2 separate regions of the Homo sapiens genome follow, and region 2 is linked to region 1. Evidence: chromatin loops called from intact Hi-C (ENCODE). Cell type or tissue: thyroid gland. All regions are shown on one strand.

Region 1 (8,000 bases):
ATTCAAAAGGAAAAGGAGAATGGTTAATGAAGAGCAATAAGTAGTCTCTGTCAGACAGGGATTTCAGAATCCTCGCCTACTGTTATTCCATTGTTCTGGTTCTTTGTGTAAGCAGGTCTCTTAAGAGTCTGAAAAGCAGGGCATACAATATGAAATAACAAATCCAAACCCTAAGACTCGCCTTTGATGAGTTTACATAGATCACGGCCCTTGCACATCTCCAATTTAGCTTCCTCACCATAACATTTCAAATCTAATAAGGAGGAGGAAAGAAGGAAGCCTGCTAGCATATAAATATATTGCCTCCATTTTAGAATGTTTGTACTTAAAGAGTTCCTGCATTATCTTTTCTTCATATTGAATTTCTTAGAATTCTGTGTCACTCAGCACCCATTAGCCACAGCACAGTTTCCAGATGGATCTAGGCCTTGCCAACCTTTTTAGCTCAGAATACTATCCTCCCCAAGTTCCACAAACACCAAAGCTGATGATTCACAGGAATGTGGCTTAATCATAATACAGCCACACAAATATGCTATACAGCATTCTACGTTAAAATGGAAGACAAGCCCCCCCACTGATTATAGTACACTGCCCATTAAGCCAGTACTGAGCCATTTAATCTTTTTGAAGGCTACTTCAACCCATTCTATTTCCAGAACCATAATCCACACTCATCTTCTCACCAGTAATAAACTCACTTCTCAAGTATCATGATACCAGGAAGTGTGTATCTTGCATAAGGGACTCATAAAAGGTCTATCACCCATTATTAATTAAGTATAATGCTATTATGCATCAGGCATATGTGAAATTAATAGCAGTGAGACTGTCATCAAGGGACAATAACCTCTGGTTCAACTAAGCAAATCTTGCTCCTAGACCTGCAACAGAATGGTGACTATTCTCTTGTAGGAAATGATGACTTAATCAAGATGTTCTCAAGACTCAATCTGAGTGGTTCTACCTACAACAGAATTGTCCCCCCAATGACAGCTTCATTGGCCTTCCCTCAAACTCTCATAAGTGCATTTCCAATTCTCCAGTAGGTCCCTTGTGAACTATAAATCTAGGGGAATAGCGAGGTGTTCTTGGCAGTTATTTTTAAAAATTCACAAACGGCAGCCACCCCAACACTAATTAAAGGAATATGATTTATCTTGACTTCTTATTTTCTTTAATTAACCCCTGTTTAGGAGGAGAAAACACACACACCCTGTGCACCAGAACACCGAATACTGTCAACAAAATTCTTTGTATCATATGGATGATACAAATAGTTATGGTATGATATCTATATCATATGGGTTGATAAATATATAACACTCTCCATCTACACCCACAAGAAATATTCTCAACCAGTCAGTAACCTTTCTCATGAATGCCAGAAGTAGCCCTAGAATCATTCTTTATGCAAAACTCCAGGCAATTGTCATCAATTAGAGCTGCTCCTCAGAACAAAACCTATCTAACACTCTTACAATTTAACACACACAAATACACACCCACTGTGGTCCAAGGTCACACAGCAAATAAGTGGTACATCTGAGACTAATGTCCAGGACTCTTATTTCCTGAGACTGACGCTTTCTTCCACAAGGTATCGTGATGGCTATTTAGTAAATTAACAATATTTGCAACAGCTTTGAAAGCCTTCATTTGCCAAAGAGAAAATTATTGAAAGAAAAAGGAAAATCAATTCGTAGCTCCCTGGATAACATTTTAGAAGATCTGTACTTCAAAAATAACTGCTAAAAACTCTTCTAAATGTTAAGAAGTTAAAAAAAATAGTTCCCTGAATAACCTTTTTAAAGATCTGTACTTCAAAAATAATTGCTAAAAACCCTTCTAAATGTTAAGAAGTTAAGAAAAATTGCTATTAATTAAATGTTCAATTAATGTTTATTATGAATATCGTATTGTAATTAGGCAAGTTTGTGACACAGTAGAGTGTATGCATGTGTGCTTCATACACGTTATAGTACATTCATGCTCCCTTATATAATCAAAGTTTGTGGAATTCAATGCCAATTTTATAGACCTTTTACAGTGGGCATAATGAGCAATAGTCTGATAAATCAGGAGAAATAGATGGAATCTACCCTTATCTTAGAGTATGGGCTAGTCAGTAACCTCTCTGCACCTCAGTTTTCTCATCGTTCAGTTGAAGGTATCTCTATGGTCCCTGTGGTATGGAAAAACTTTCCTCTAAACCATGTTTTTCCTCTATTCTCACACCACAACAATCAACACAGAAGACTTTTGTGACCAAATGTATGGGTGGTTTTCCCCATACACCAAACAGCAGATAGCAGCTGGGAGTCCTCCAATTCAGTTCAGACACTATCTACCTGGAGATAGTGTCAGATCCCCCAAGTTGAAGGCTCCATCTCCAAGACTGCCCCTCTCCACACACACACACTGGTCCCAAGTCCCGGCCTGTGGAACTCTGACCAACTAGCTTTAAGCTGGGATTACCATAACACCCTCTTCAGGCTTGATTAATTTGCGAAGCAGCTCACAGAACTCAGGGAAATACCTACATACATTTGTAGGTTTATTATAAAGAATATTGTAAAGGATACAGATGAAGAGACACATAGGACGAGGTATGGGGAAGGGGCACAGAGCATCCATGCCCTCCCTGGGTGCATCACCCTCCAGGAAGCTCCACGGGTTCCACTATCTGAAAGCTCAATGAAACCTGTCCTCTTGCATTTTTATGGAAGTCTCATGACATCGCCATTCCTTCTCCCAGGTTTAGTGTGGGACCCACTCCTGGGAGAGTCTTAAGACCCACAGTCAGAAAGAGGGGGGAACGTCAGAGTGGAAAGAAGGCAGAGGAAGTTCAGAGGCCTGCCCCTGAGGCCTGACATACCCAACATTATAACGCAAAAGACTGTAACAGGGATATGGGTGTTATGGGCCAGGAACTGGGGATGAAAATCAATGTATATCATAACACCGCAGTCCCCTAAAGTACTCAAGAGCTCTATCATTCAAAGCATAATTTTGTTGTTTTAAACATATTATGGAATATTAAACTTGCTTTATAATGTACATAAAATGTCAACTTATTTGACACCACAATTTAAAGAAATTATACACTTCCTTATGTTTTTAAGTTGACATCTAAATTTATCTCAAACCTAATAGTTACAAAAGATGCAATTTCTAGTATATTGCATATCAGGTATAAGATCTAAATATATTAATATACTTGAAGTTGCAGATTTAGCCCATTCAACTTATGAAACATGTCTGCTGTATGTTTATGAGACATATTTCTGAAACAATTTGTGAAACATCTGCTGTATAAAACCTCACTGGAAAAGCCAGTTCTCGTGGTCAAGCATATTAGTCAAATCAGATTTATTGCCATACAAAGCCAAACTTACATTTTTCAATTCAAAAAAAAGTCAGTATGTACTCCATAACACACATTCTACTTCTGAATTCTAATTCTAATTTACATAAACAGAGAAAAGGTTAGCTAGAGCCTTTCCATGATTTTGTTACCTAAATAAAATCAGGCATTTCTCATATACACATGTATCTTTTGTATATAATTTTATTATATATACACAATACATATAATTTCATTGCAATTGCTTATGTAAATATGTTTTTAACCAAAGGCTCTTATTCAGGAGCTTTACATATTCAAACACTCCTCTTTTTAGCCCCTAACTTTTTTATACCCTGGGAAATGCATCATAAGATTCAGGATGGATGAGAGGTGCACATTTTTTTTTTTTGTAAAGTAGGAGGTGACCATTGTGAAAAGAGTGGTAGGAATGGAGAAATACTGACTGCAGGAGTGGTTTTCAGATAGATCAGCTTAAGGAAGAGACACAATGGAAGCTGAGCATCTTCAGAATGATTTCCTTAAAGCTGTCCAAGCCATATACCCCTGGAAAGTCTTCAAATATCCTCAAGGGTATGCATACTCTGTTTAAAGATATCTGAACTGGGATTCCTTTATGACTGAAAAAAATGTACAGCAAATTCTTATGTCCCTTATTATTGGAAAAAAATGAGACAGAAAATTCAAGAAAGCATTTACTTCTCCAGGCTCTTTTATCCTCAAGTCCTCAGGACAAAATTGCTTGCCATAACCACAAATAAAAACAGCAAAGAGGCTTCATAATAGAAGCCACTCCTACTGGCAGTGGCTTCCCAGTTTGCTTGTGATAAGGTTTATGAGGTTGAGTCTGTGCTTTTCATAAAAGAATGCCATGGCTAATTAGCAATATCTGGCAGGATGTGGAAATGACAGCCTAAGTGCTACATCAGTCCTCCCACCCTGTCAGCATAACCTAACAAAACAACTTTATTTGAATTTTATTCAGTTTCCTATTTAACCTTTGGTTCCTGCAATTCTGAGCATAGGTACATTCCAAAGAATACATGTTTTTAAAGTGGGTATGCACAGGTTTTTACTTTATCATATACATAATATACGTAATAGCATATGTAAATTTTCCCCAAATAAGAAGAAAATGCATTTATTAATCAATTGAGAAGACAATATTTATCCACTTATTTATTACTAGATAGTCTTGGAAGAGCATGAATATGCTTTATTCACTAATTAGAAACTGCTTTAGCTTTAGTATTCCTGGAAAATAAAGTGCAAGGGGATAATCAATGAAGAGATGCCTGAACTGATTAACAGGGACTATGTCATGAAGGACCTTGTGAGCCACGGGACTGATTATTTAAGCAATAGATGTTATCAAAGAGTTTTAATCTGCTCACATCATCAGATTTATACTGTGGAAGGCTCCCTCTGGTGGCAGTGTAGGGAATGGATCAACTAAAGTAGGTAAGACAGTAAAAGCTTTGGAGAGACTTGAGGTATTCTAGATGAAAGATAATATTGAGGAAAAATAGTAGTAATTGTAGCAGGAATAACGAAAAGTGGAAAGACTTAAGACTGTAACAGCATCTCCTAGATTTGATAATCTGTTGGAGGTAGGCAGTAGAATGGATGGTGATGTCACTAACTTGGGGAATTAAAAATAGAACAGGCTTGGAATAAAAGATGACTTCAGATTTGGACATATGGAATTAGAAATACTTGTCTATAGCTGAGAGCAGAGGTCAAAGTCAGAACTAAAAACAGAGGATCTGTGGCATAGAGACGATAATTGAAGCTGTGGGAGTCAGTGTGGTGAAAGTGGGGCACATGTGTGGTGTGGGGTAAAAAGGAGGGCTAACTGAGGAACAACAACATCACAGGGATGTTCAGAAAGATGCCTTGCAAAGGAGACAGCGGGGTGACTAGAGAGTCAACAAAAAACTAGAGCAGGGTGGGTCACAAACAGCAAGGGAAGCAAAGTCTTCAAAAAGAGAGTAATCACAGTATAAAATGTTGACGACTGGAAAGTTAAAAAGGACAAGGATATGTGGACTGGAAGCATGCCCAGGTTCATGTTGTTGCAAATGGAAGAGTATGTGTTAGTGAGAGGTTTTTCCCTGACTTGGTAACTTAAGAGAGGGTGCAACGGGTTGAGAAGCAATGAGAGGTGAAAGAGGAAAAATTTGGGTATGAAGAGGCAAAGAGAACTGCATTAGTTAGGGAGGAATACAGGGCTCAAGGAGAGGTTTTTTATGTACATAATGAACTGATTAACAATACTACAGTCAAGCAAATTAACATATTCATCTCCTCCCATAGTTAACCATTTTTAGTGTGTGTGATAAGAACACCTAAAATCTACTCTGTTTGCAAATTTCTAGTATGCAATACGGTATTATTAACTATAGTCCTCATGCTGCCCATTTGATTTCTAGATTTCTTCATCCTACATTAATTACATCCTTGTGCCTTTTGACAAGTATCTCTCCATTTCCCCCACCTCCCCACCTTCAGTAATCACCATTCTACTTTCTGCTTCTATGGAGAGTAGAAGTGAGTTTTTTTAGACCCCACATATAAGTGAGATCATGTGGTATTTGTCTCCCTGTATCTGGCTTGTTTCACTTAGCATAATGTCTTCCAAGTTCATCTATGTTATTGTAAATGGCAGAATCAAGGAAGATTTGTTGTTGTTGTTGTTTTACATATGAAGAATTTGGAAGACTTTCTAAAGGTGGCAACAGCAAGATGGTAGAATAGGAAGTCTATGGCTCCACTTTCACTACCCAGCCAAGAGAAGGATCCACTAGCAACTATCCACAGGCCAGAACATCTTTTCAAAAATCCTACTACTTAGATAGAACTCACATAGTCCCCCAAACTGAATGAAAACCAAATTAAAACGATAAGAAGAACAGTCTCACTTTGACTGCACTGCTCCTCTCCCTCCCCCAAGTTGCCACAATGCCAGACGGAGAGGAACTCCTTGACCCAAAGTTTCTACTGGGGGAAAAAAGAACTGGAGACAGTTATCCAGCTTCCCTAACAATCTCATATAATTCCCAGGAAGGCTACTCCAGTCTCACTTCATGAGGAACACTGTGGGTAGGTAATAGCACAGCTAGACTGCCCAGGATCAGGTAAAAACAAAGGAAGGAAGCAGAGGTCACAATGACCAGCATACAGATCTTGGTGGTACCTCTGCATTTCTGCCAGCCATGGAACCAGATGGAAGACACAAATCAACATGAAGCTGACCTCATGGTCTTCAGAAGCACAGTAGGAAGTTCAACCTAGCTTGATTCCCCAGAGGGTTAGTCTTCATGCCCAGTCTCAGAGCCCACCCCAGTGACCCCACTGAGGCAGGGAGACCCCCAACTCCACCCATTGCAGATAAGCACAGTGGCTAGGCCTGCATGACTGGAGAAGTCAAGCAGCAGTTCCACTCAGACCAAAAGCCCACTCAACCATCCTGCCAAGGCACGGAAACTCCTACCTCAGCACATTTTGGAGAAGCACAGGCGCCAGACCTACTTGATCCAGGAAGTCAAACAGCCACTCAACTCAGCCAAAAGCTTGTCACACAGCTCCACTGGGACAAGGAGGGAATCCTCAATCATGCATTTCAAAGAGCGTGGCCTCTGGTTCTGTCTATCCCAAGCAGTATCTACACCTAACCTCAGTGCCCAGCCTGGAGCCCTGCCCAACTGCAGATCCCAAATAGCAGAATTATCCAGCCAGGGAATACATCTTATTATCAGCCTGACCAGAAGCTTTGCAGTCCCTAGCCAGCAGCTCCCCCTTATACCAGTGCCCAACCAGTGATATTGCTGGGCAGTGGAACCTAGCCAGGAGCCCCAGCTAAAAACAGAATTAAGGCAGCAGCCCAGCCAACTAGAGAGCCCACAAAAAGCTCTGCCTGCCTAGGGTCATTAGCAGCTGGCCCTTTCAGAATCACAGTTAGACTAAACAGTGAAGGTCTATCCCTGCCAAAGAACACCTGTAAAGGCCAGCAGAGGAGGCTGTCTCCTCAAATATACAGACAACAATGCAAGGACACAAAAATTACAAAGAATCAGGAAATCATAACACTCTCAAAATAAACTAATAAAGCTCCAATAATCAACCCTAAAGATATACAGATCTATCAAATGACTGAAAAGAATTCAGAATAATCATCTTAAAGATGTTCAGTAAACTAAAAGAATACACATTAAAAATTAAATAAAATTTGGAAAACAATACATGAACAAAGTGAGAAGTTTGATAAAGAAATAGACACAATTGCAAAAATAGAAATTCTAGAGATAAAGGTTACAGGCATGACTTAGAGATACTGTGGGTTCAGTTATAGACCACCACAATTTTATCATGAGGCACAGTAATCCAGTCACATCTTCAGGCTTTACTTACATTTCTGGTTCTCGCTATTTCTACCACATCGGCAATTGCTTCTTCCACTGAAGTCTTGGACCCCTCAAAGTCATCCATGAGGGTTGAAATAAACTTCTTTCAAACTTCTATTAATGTTGTTATTTGTAACTCCTCTCATGAAACACAAATATTCTTAATGGCATCTAGAATGGTGAATCCTTTCCAGAAGGTTTTTAATTTACTTTGCCCATATATCTCAGAG
Region 2 (8,000 bases), 930 kb before region 1:
TTTGCAAGGTAATAAGTTAGCATACTATAGTTTTATACATGCTGGCAGATGATATGAGACTCCTTCATCAGAGACTGTAGCCTTTGTATGATTCACATCACAGCAAACAGCATGAGTTTCATGTTTGCATTGGTTCTCCTTGCTTCAAAAGTCTCATAAAGCAATGTGGAGGACCCTGGGTGAAATCTGAACATTCAGTGGATTTATGTTAGAGCTGAGGATCCCTAAGCTTAGGGAACCTTGACCTTTTAAAAGTATTGCTGGTAAACCTGTCCAATGTTTTCTCTGGAAGAAGACATTTTCTTTACTATCTTATACAACAAACAAATCTGTGCTCTTTCTCAGAGGGAGACACTATTTCTATCTTCCAAGGTGTTTTGCTAAGCAAACTTTTTTTAAAAAATTTTTATTTATTTTATTTTAAGTTACAGGATACTTGTGCAGGACGTGCAGGTTTGTTACACAGATAAACATGTGCCATAGTGGTTTGCTGCACCTATCAACCCATCACCTAGGTATTAAGCCCAGCATGCATTAGCTATTTATTCTGATGCTCTCCCTCCCCCTACCCCACCCCCTGACAGGCCGTGGTTTGTGTCATTCCCCTCCCTGTATCCATGTGTTCTCATTGTTCAGCTCCCATTTATAAATGAGAACACGCAGTGTTTGGTTTTCTGTTCCTGAGTTAGTTTTCTGAGGATAATGGCTTCCAGCTCCATCCGTGTCTCTACAAAGGACATAATCTCATTTCTTTTTATGGCTGCATAGTATTCCATGGTGTATACGTGCCACATTTTCTTTATCCAGTCTATCATTGATGGGCATTTAGGTTGATTCCATGTCTTTGCTATTGTACATAGCAAATATGTGTGCATGTATCTTTATAATAGAATGATTTATATTCCTTTGCATATATACCCAGTAATGGGATTGCTGGGTCAAATGGTATTTCTGGTTCTAGATCCTAGAGGAATTGCCACACTGTCTTCAACAGTGGTTGAACTAACTTACACTCCCACTGACAGTGTAAAAGTGTTCCTGTTTCTCCACAGCCTCACCAGCATCTGTCGTTTCTTGACTTTTTAATCACTATTCTGACTGATGTTAAATGGTATCTCATTGTGGTTTTGATTTGCATTTCTCTAATGGTCAATGATGTTGAGCTTTTATTTGTGTGTTTGTTGGCCACATGTATGTCTTCTTTTGAGAAGTACCTGTCCATGTCCTTTGCCCACTTTTTGATGGGGTTGCTTGCTTTTTTCTTGCAAATTTGCTTAAGTTCCTTGTAGATTCTGGATATTAGACCTTTGTCAGATGGATAGATTGCAAAATTTTTCTCCCATTCCATAGGTTATCTGTTCACTCTGATATAGTTTCTTTAGCTGTGCAGAAGCTCTTTAGTTTATTCAGGTATCGTTTGCCAGTTTTTGCTTTTGTTGCAATTGCTTTTGATGTTTTTAAGCAAACATTCTTGAAAAGATAGTGCATAACAAAACGTAATACATAATGTGTAGAAATGTGAGCGATCCCTAGAGAATTGTCTCTCAACAGGAGCAAATCAACACATATCACCTGACACATGGCACATAGCAATTGAACTGATGGATGCCTTTTTCCCTATATTTGTTAGTAAAGACAATTAAGAGCAATTGCATTCAGATGGTGTGAAGGTAAATTTTATCTGTCATCTTGGCTAGGCTACTGCCCAGTTATTTTGTCAACCACTAGTAAAGATGTTGCTGTGAAGCTATTTTATAAACATGGCAAACATTTGCAATCAGTTGATTTCAAGTACAGAAGATTACCTTTCATGAAATGGGTGCATTCCATACAATCAGTTGAAGTCCTTAAGAACAAGAATTGAGGTTTCTTGGAAAATAAGGAATTCTGTCTCAATTCTGTAATGTAAAAACACTGCCAGTTTCCCACCTGCTGGTCTGCCCTGCAGATTTAAGATTCAAGACTGCAACGCCAACTCTTACCTAAATTTCCAACCTGTAATCTTGCCCTATAGATAGACTTTCCAGCTCCCAAAGTCTCATAATTTTAAATTATTGTATGATAGTTAGTATTATCTGTACTCTGGAAGTTATTTATGTATACTGTATCTGTATAATGGAACTACTACATATTGATGTGCAACCGCCTACCTCTTCTTAACTCTGTGTTCAGTGATATCACATTTGCTGGGATAAAACTGGCCATGGTGGGAGTATTAATACCATAGAAACTAGCAAAATCTATGTAAGGGCTTTTTCCCCTTTGGAGAACTGGTTGCTAAACATTTATCAGTGAACCACTTCTTATAGCTCAGTGTTTAAATTACAGAATATCAAAGGGAGAGTGTGACTCAGCTACGAGAAGAATAAATACTACCCCAAAATATACAAAGAAATTTTATAGACCCTTGAGAAGTTTAACATATTTTCAGTTTTACAAAGGATAGTTGCATTATATGAGGCAGAAGCATAATTTATTTTTATTTGGAAATTAGGTATGGTTAAAAGAAGTATGGTTGGGCCACATTGATAAGAGTGGTTAGTGGTGGCTTTATACTTTGTTAACCTAGCTAAGCTGGAACTACATTTACAAGAATTCCCTTTCCCATATAGTTCTGTTTAGGGTTGGTGACAAGAAAAATTTGCATGAGATTTGGGAGGCATAAGTAAAGCATCAGTTGCATTTGTGTTCAGATGTTTTGTGTTCAGTCAGGTTCTGCTGCAGTTCACACACATTGTCTCTGCTCCAGTTCACACACATTGTCTCTGCTCTGTTGGCTCACATTAGTGGCATGGGACGGCAGCCAAGCCTACAGCTACTTCAACTGCTGATGAAACACCTTATTTAGCTCCTCCTAATCCTATGCCAGGTATGTGGCCTAAATCTATGACAAAGAGTGTTAGCTTCCTCTGCAAGTCACCCACAATGTTGAAATTGAGGCCTGAATGTAGCAAAAGATAGATCCAAGTTTTAGTTCATATTCATGAGCTTCAGCTCATCCTTTCAGGTTTCAGTTCATTCTTGCTCTCCCCACTTCACATTTCCCATTCATCCTTCTTTCCAGTCCAGCATCAGATATAGAAGCAACATCCTTATATAGAATCGTTACTAGCTCTCACAATTGCTAGGGGCTCAATATCAAACCCTTATGATAAACTTTATTCTATATCACTTATAGTGGATCTCTTTTCTGATTGAATCCTGATACAGGGAGGCAATTAGGGTTTGAACTAATAGGCCATGATAAAGAGTGTGGATTTTATTCTTAATGCATTAAGAATCTTTTGGATAGTTTTTGGCAGCATGCAGTAATGTGAATGAATTGAGGACAGTCATAGGTATAAGCAAGTTGAGCAGTTCTATATCAATAGTCTAAATGAGAAATGGTAGTAAATTGGACTAGGAAGATGGTAGTGTAGCTAGAAAGAAATGGATATATTAATACATTATTTGAGGTAGGGATAGTATGACTAGCTGATGAATTGGATTTGGGTGATAAGGTAAAGAAAAGAATCAAGAATGACCTCTAGGTTTTCAGCTTGAGCAAGTAGGTGGATAATAATGCCATTCATTAGCTCTAAAAGACTGGAGGAAAACAGACAGAAAGTTCTGTTTTGGAATTGTTAAATCTGAGAAGCATATTTGAGATCTGTGTAGTCAATAAGATATAAGAAATCTGGATCATGAGAGAGTTCAGTGCTGAAAATACAAATCTGGAAATTTTCAGCATAGATATGTGAAGTCTAGAAATTGGATAAAGTCATTCAGGGAGAAAGTGAATAAATATTATGATTCAGTTATGGCATAATAATTGAGTAGAGAGCATTAGCTTATTTTTTTAACAGTTCGCCATGCACTCATAGGTCACTGGTGATTAAACAAGACAATTCCAAGTACCCTTCCACCCACATTATAATTCTTTGACTTTCAGAATAAATATTGAATGATATAAGGTGATGATAATGGTAACTCCAATATAAATAACCATTATTAATATTAATTAACTTTATAAGAGAAACAATCGTGATATAATTGATGTTATTCACTCTTCCTTGCCTTATTAGAAAGGTATGTGATACGGCTTACATAGATAGAAGTACATTAAGCATCAAATTATAACAGCCAGGGACTATTAGAGTTTCTGGTTTTTGTCCTGGGAATAAAGGCAATGTGTGTTTGTTTGAAAAGCTGTCCTAAAGTTGACTTAGAAAAAAATACCAGCTTACTCTTGTTTACTGTCTACAGAAGCAATTCACTTCATGCCAGTTGTTAGTCTTGGGTGAATGGGCAAGTTGCTCTTTCCATTTCTGCACTAAGATTATAAAAATGTAGCACCACTTGAAACCAGTCCTGTAGCTTCTTGTATTCAATGACAGACTTAGGGATAAGTATAAAAGCAATTACTGGGGGGACCAGAATCTTGACTTTCCGTTTTGGCATTGGAATGATTATATATCATCGAGGAGATGCAATGTAGTGAGGCTTTGGAGTCAGAGTTCTGGGTGAAAATTTTGGGTCTATTACCATTTGGTTGTGTGACCTTAGGGTAAGTTGTCCATCCCCTTTGAGTCCCAGTTTCTTCACCAAAATGAGAATAACAATAACTAACTTCTAGAAATATTTTACTAAACAAAATACTGTGCCTAGTACACTCTTTGCAAATACTCAAGGTTCACCAGCTATCATTTATTGTTCATGTTTAGCCAGTTATATCTATTCTGTTTAAGTCTCTGATCTTCCATCATACCTCAAATCCCACAGATGACCTTCTCTTCTTCCTCCTTCTCCTCTTCCTCCTCTTCTCCTCCCGCCCCCTTCTTCATCTCCTTGAGGCATGTGTTAGTTATCTATTTGTTGCCTCTCAGTTTTAGATCTATCCTTCATTGCCCTGCTTGTGATTCTGAAGCATGTTTTCATTATCAGCTGGCACAATGTTAAATTTTGTCACTAGAGGGCACTGGATGTATGCTGGAGGATGAAAGGGCTTTTCTTCTGGTTCCTAGTGTGCTCTGCGCGATTGCTATTGCAGTGCATGAGTCAGGAGCATATAGGACAATTGGCTGATACTTACTTCCCCATGGGCAGCATTCCCTAGCACCCCAGGGGATTGCTTCCTATTGGGCCACCCCTATGGGTAGTTTCTCAGTGAGCTCTGCAGCATGGCATCTTTCTGTGGGCAGCTTCACCTAGCAACCAAGGAAGTAGTTTCCCAGCTCACCATCTCTGTGGGAGGCTTTGCAGTGAGTTCTGAGGTACAACACCTTGTTGAGGGCTTCCTTCAGCATCCCAGAAGGCAGCTTCTCAGTAAGTTCTACCAGCATGGCATCTGCATGAACTTCCACACAGGTGGATGGTGTCCTTCCCAGTGAAAGTTTGGATTTCAGCTCTGGAGGCCTCTTCTGTATTTGATGCATGCCTAGGTGCTGTGCTTCAGTGCTAGAGGTATTGATTGCTATGTATGTTTTCTATGTATTTATCCTTTAAGCTTGTCTTTATCTATTAGTAGGTAATTCCCGTTTATAGTTAATAATTTTTTATATTAAACTTCCCCTGTTCAAATTACTGTGTGGTTCTGTCTCCTGATCGGAATCTGATAGATATAAGATACAACTTACATGCAATGAAATGCTCAGATCTTAAGTGAACTCTTCCCTTTCACTCAGTACAATGTTGAGATTCATCCCTGTTGCATGCATATCTATGTCTCTATTATCTATCTATCTAATTATCTATTTATAATCTATTTTTCCTTTATATTACCAACTAGTATTTCATTGTATAACTGTATCACATTTTGCTGATCCATTCACCTGTTGATGGACATCAGGGTTGTTTCTAGTTTTTGGCTATTATATGTAAAGTTGCCATGAAACTTCTTGTGGAATCTTTTTGCTGTCATAAGATTTCATTTCCCTTAAACAAATACCTAGGAGTAGAACTTCTGGGATGTGGGGGGTGATGTATGTTTCATTTTTTTACGGAACTTCCAGTTTTTCAAAGTGGTTGCATCGTTATATTCTCCTATCATGAATGTCTGAGATCCTGGTTGCTCTGTGTCCTCTTCAATATGTTGTGTTTTCACAGCTCTTCTTTGAGACAGCAAGGGCTGATAACCCAGATTAGATGAAAGCTGGTGTGCTGTCCTTGGCCTGCTTGCTCTCAGATTTGTTCTTTGTCTTTTCACATTCCTCATGACCGTTCTGCAGTCTATTCTTTGGGAATGATTACCTACTTACAACTCTACTATTTTATAACTTTACCATCCTCTATGCTCCAACCACTTTTCTTTTTTATTTTTCTATTATAACTTTTATTTTTTAATTTTTAATTTTAAATATTTTTTATTATTTTATTTCAATAGGTTTTTGGGGAACAGTTGGTGCTTCGTTACACGAATAAATTATTTGATGGTGATTCTGAGATTTCGGTGTACCCATTACCCAAGCAGTGTACACTGTAGCCAATGTGCAGTATTTTATCCCTCCTCCCTCCCACAACCCTTTCCCGCATAGTCCCCAAAGTCCATTGTATCATTCTTATGCCTTTGCATCCTCATAACTTAGCTCCCACTTATGAGTGAGATCATACAATGTTTGGTTTCCCATTCTTGAGTTACTTCACTTAGAATAATGGTCTCCAATTCCATCCAGGTCGCTGCAAATGCCATTATTTCATTCCTTTTTATGGCTGAGTAGTATTCCATGGTATACATACATGCCACATTTTCTTTATTCACTCGTTGATTGATGGGCATTTGGGCTGGTACCACATTTTTGCAATTGCAGATTTTGTGGCTATAAATATGCATATGCAAGTATCTTTTTCGTATAATGTCTTCTTTTCCTCTGGGGAGATACCTAGTAGTGAGATTGCTAGATCAAATGGTAGTTCTACTTTTAGTTCTTTAAGGAATCTCCACACTGTCTTCCATAGTGGTTGTACTAGTTTACATTCCCACCAACAGTGTAGAAGTGTTCCCTTTTCATCACATCCATGCCAACATCGATTATTTTTTGATTTTTTGATTATGGCCATTCTTGTAGGAGTAAGGTGGTAGTGCGTTGTGGTTTTGCATTTCCCTGATCATTAGTGATATTGAGCATTTTTTCATATGCTTGTTGGTCTTTCGTATATCTTTTGTTGAGAGTTGTCGATTCATGTATTTAGCCCACTTTTTGATGGGGTTGTTTACTTTTTTCTTGCTAATTGGTTTGAGTCCCTTGTAGATTCCGGATATTAGTCTTTTGACGGATGTATAGATTGTGAAGATTTTCTCTCATTCTGTGGGTTGTCTGTTTACTCTGCTGACCATTTCTTTTGCTGTGCAAACATTCTTTAGTTTAATTAAGTCCCACCTATTTAGCTTTGTTTTTTGTTGCATTTGCTTTTGGGTTCTTGGTCATGAAATTTTTGCCTAAGCCAATGTCTATAAGGGTTTTCCTGATGTTACATTCTTGAATTTTTATAGTTTCAGGTCTTAGATTTAAGTCCTTGATTTATCTTGAATTGATTTTTGTGTAAGATGGGAGATGAGGATCCAGTTACATTCTTCTACATGTGGCTTGCCAATTATCACAGCACCATTTGTCGAATAGGGTGCCTTTTTTCCACTTTATTTTTTTGTTTGCTTTGTCAAAGATCAGTTGGCTGTAAGTATGTGGGTTTATTTCTGGGTTCTCTATTCTCTTCCACTGGTCTGTGTGTCTATTTTTATACCAGTACCATGCTGTTTTGGTGACTATGGCCTTATTGTATAGTTTGAAGTCGGGCAATGTAATGCCTCCAGATTTGTTCTTTTTGCTTAGTCTTGCTTTGGCTATGCAGGCTCTTTTTTGGTTCCACATGAATTTTAGAATTGCTTTTTTCTAGTTCTGTGAAGAATGATAGTGGTATTTTGATGGGAATTGCATTGAATTTGTAGATTGCTTTTGGCAGTATGGTCATTTTCACAATACTGATTTGACTTATCCACAAGCATGGGATGTGTTTCCATTTGTTTG

What was found. A loop is a pair of places that touch in the nucleus more often than their neighbours do. Peaks named below come from ENCODE experiments on the same cell type or tissue, not always from the same donor. Only the 100,000 strongest peaks of a DNase experiment are listed, where the experiment ranks them.
Region 2: a loop joins it to region 1, with 4 times the contacts of the local background. A loop is called at or near these places in 45 of 110 quality-filtered maps.

Annotation. Positions count from the first base shown.
Region 1 is chr6:86,852,357-86,860,356 of GRCh38, forward strand. No RefSeq gene overlaps it. Among named protein-coding and RNA genes, the nearest start is that of HTR1E, 81 kb to the right of the region's middle. In thyroid gland, a CTCF peak has its summit at 4,806 (motif pointing left); a DNase peak (open chromatin) is centred at 4,775; H3K27ac peaks cover 1,272 bases.
Region 2 is chr6:85,918,171-85,926,170 of GRCh38, forward strand. All of the region lies in intron 4 of LOC101928842 (a long non-coding RNA gene), which reads left to right. Among named protein-coding and RNA genes, the nearest start is that of SNHG5, 240 kb to the left of the region's middle. In thyroid gland, a CTCF peak has its summit at 4,953 (motif pointing right); DNase peaks (open chromatin) are centred at 2,801 and 5,014; H3K27ac peaks cover 2,560 bases.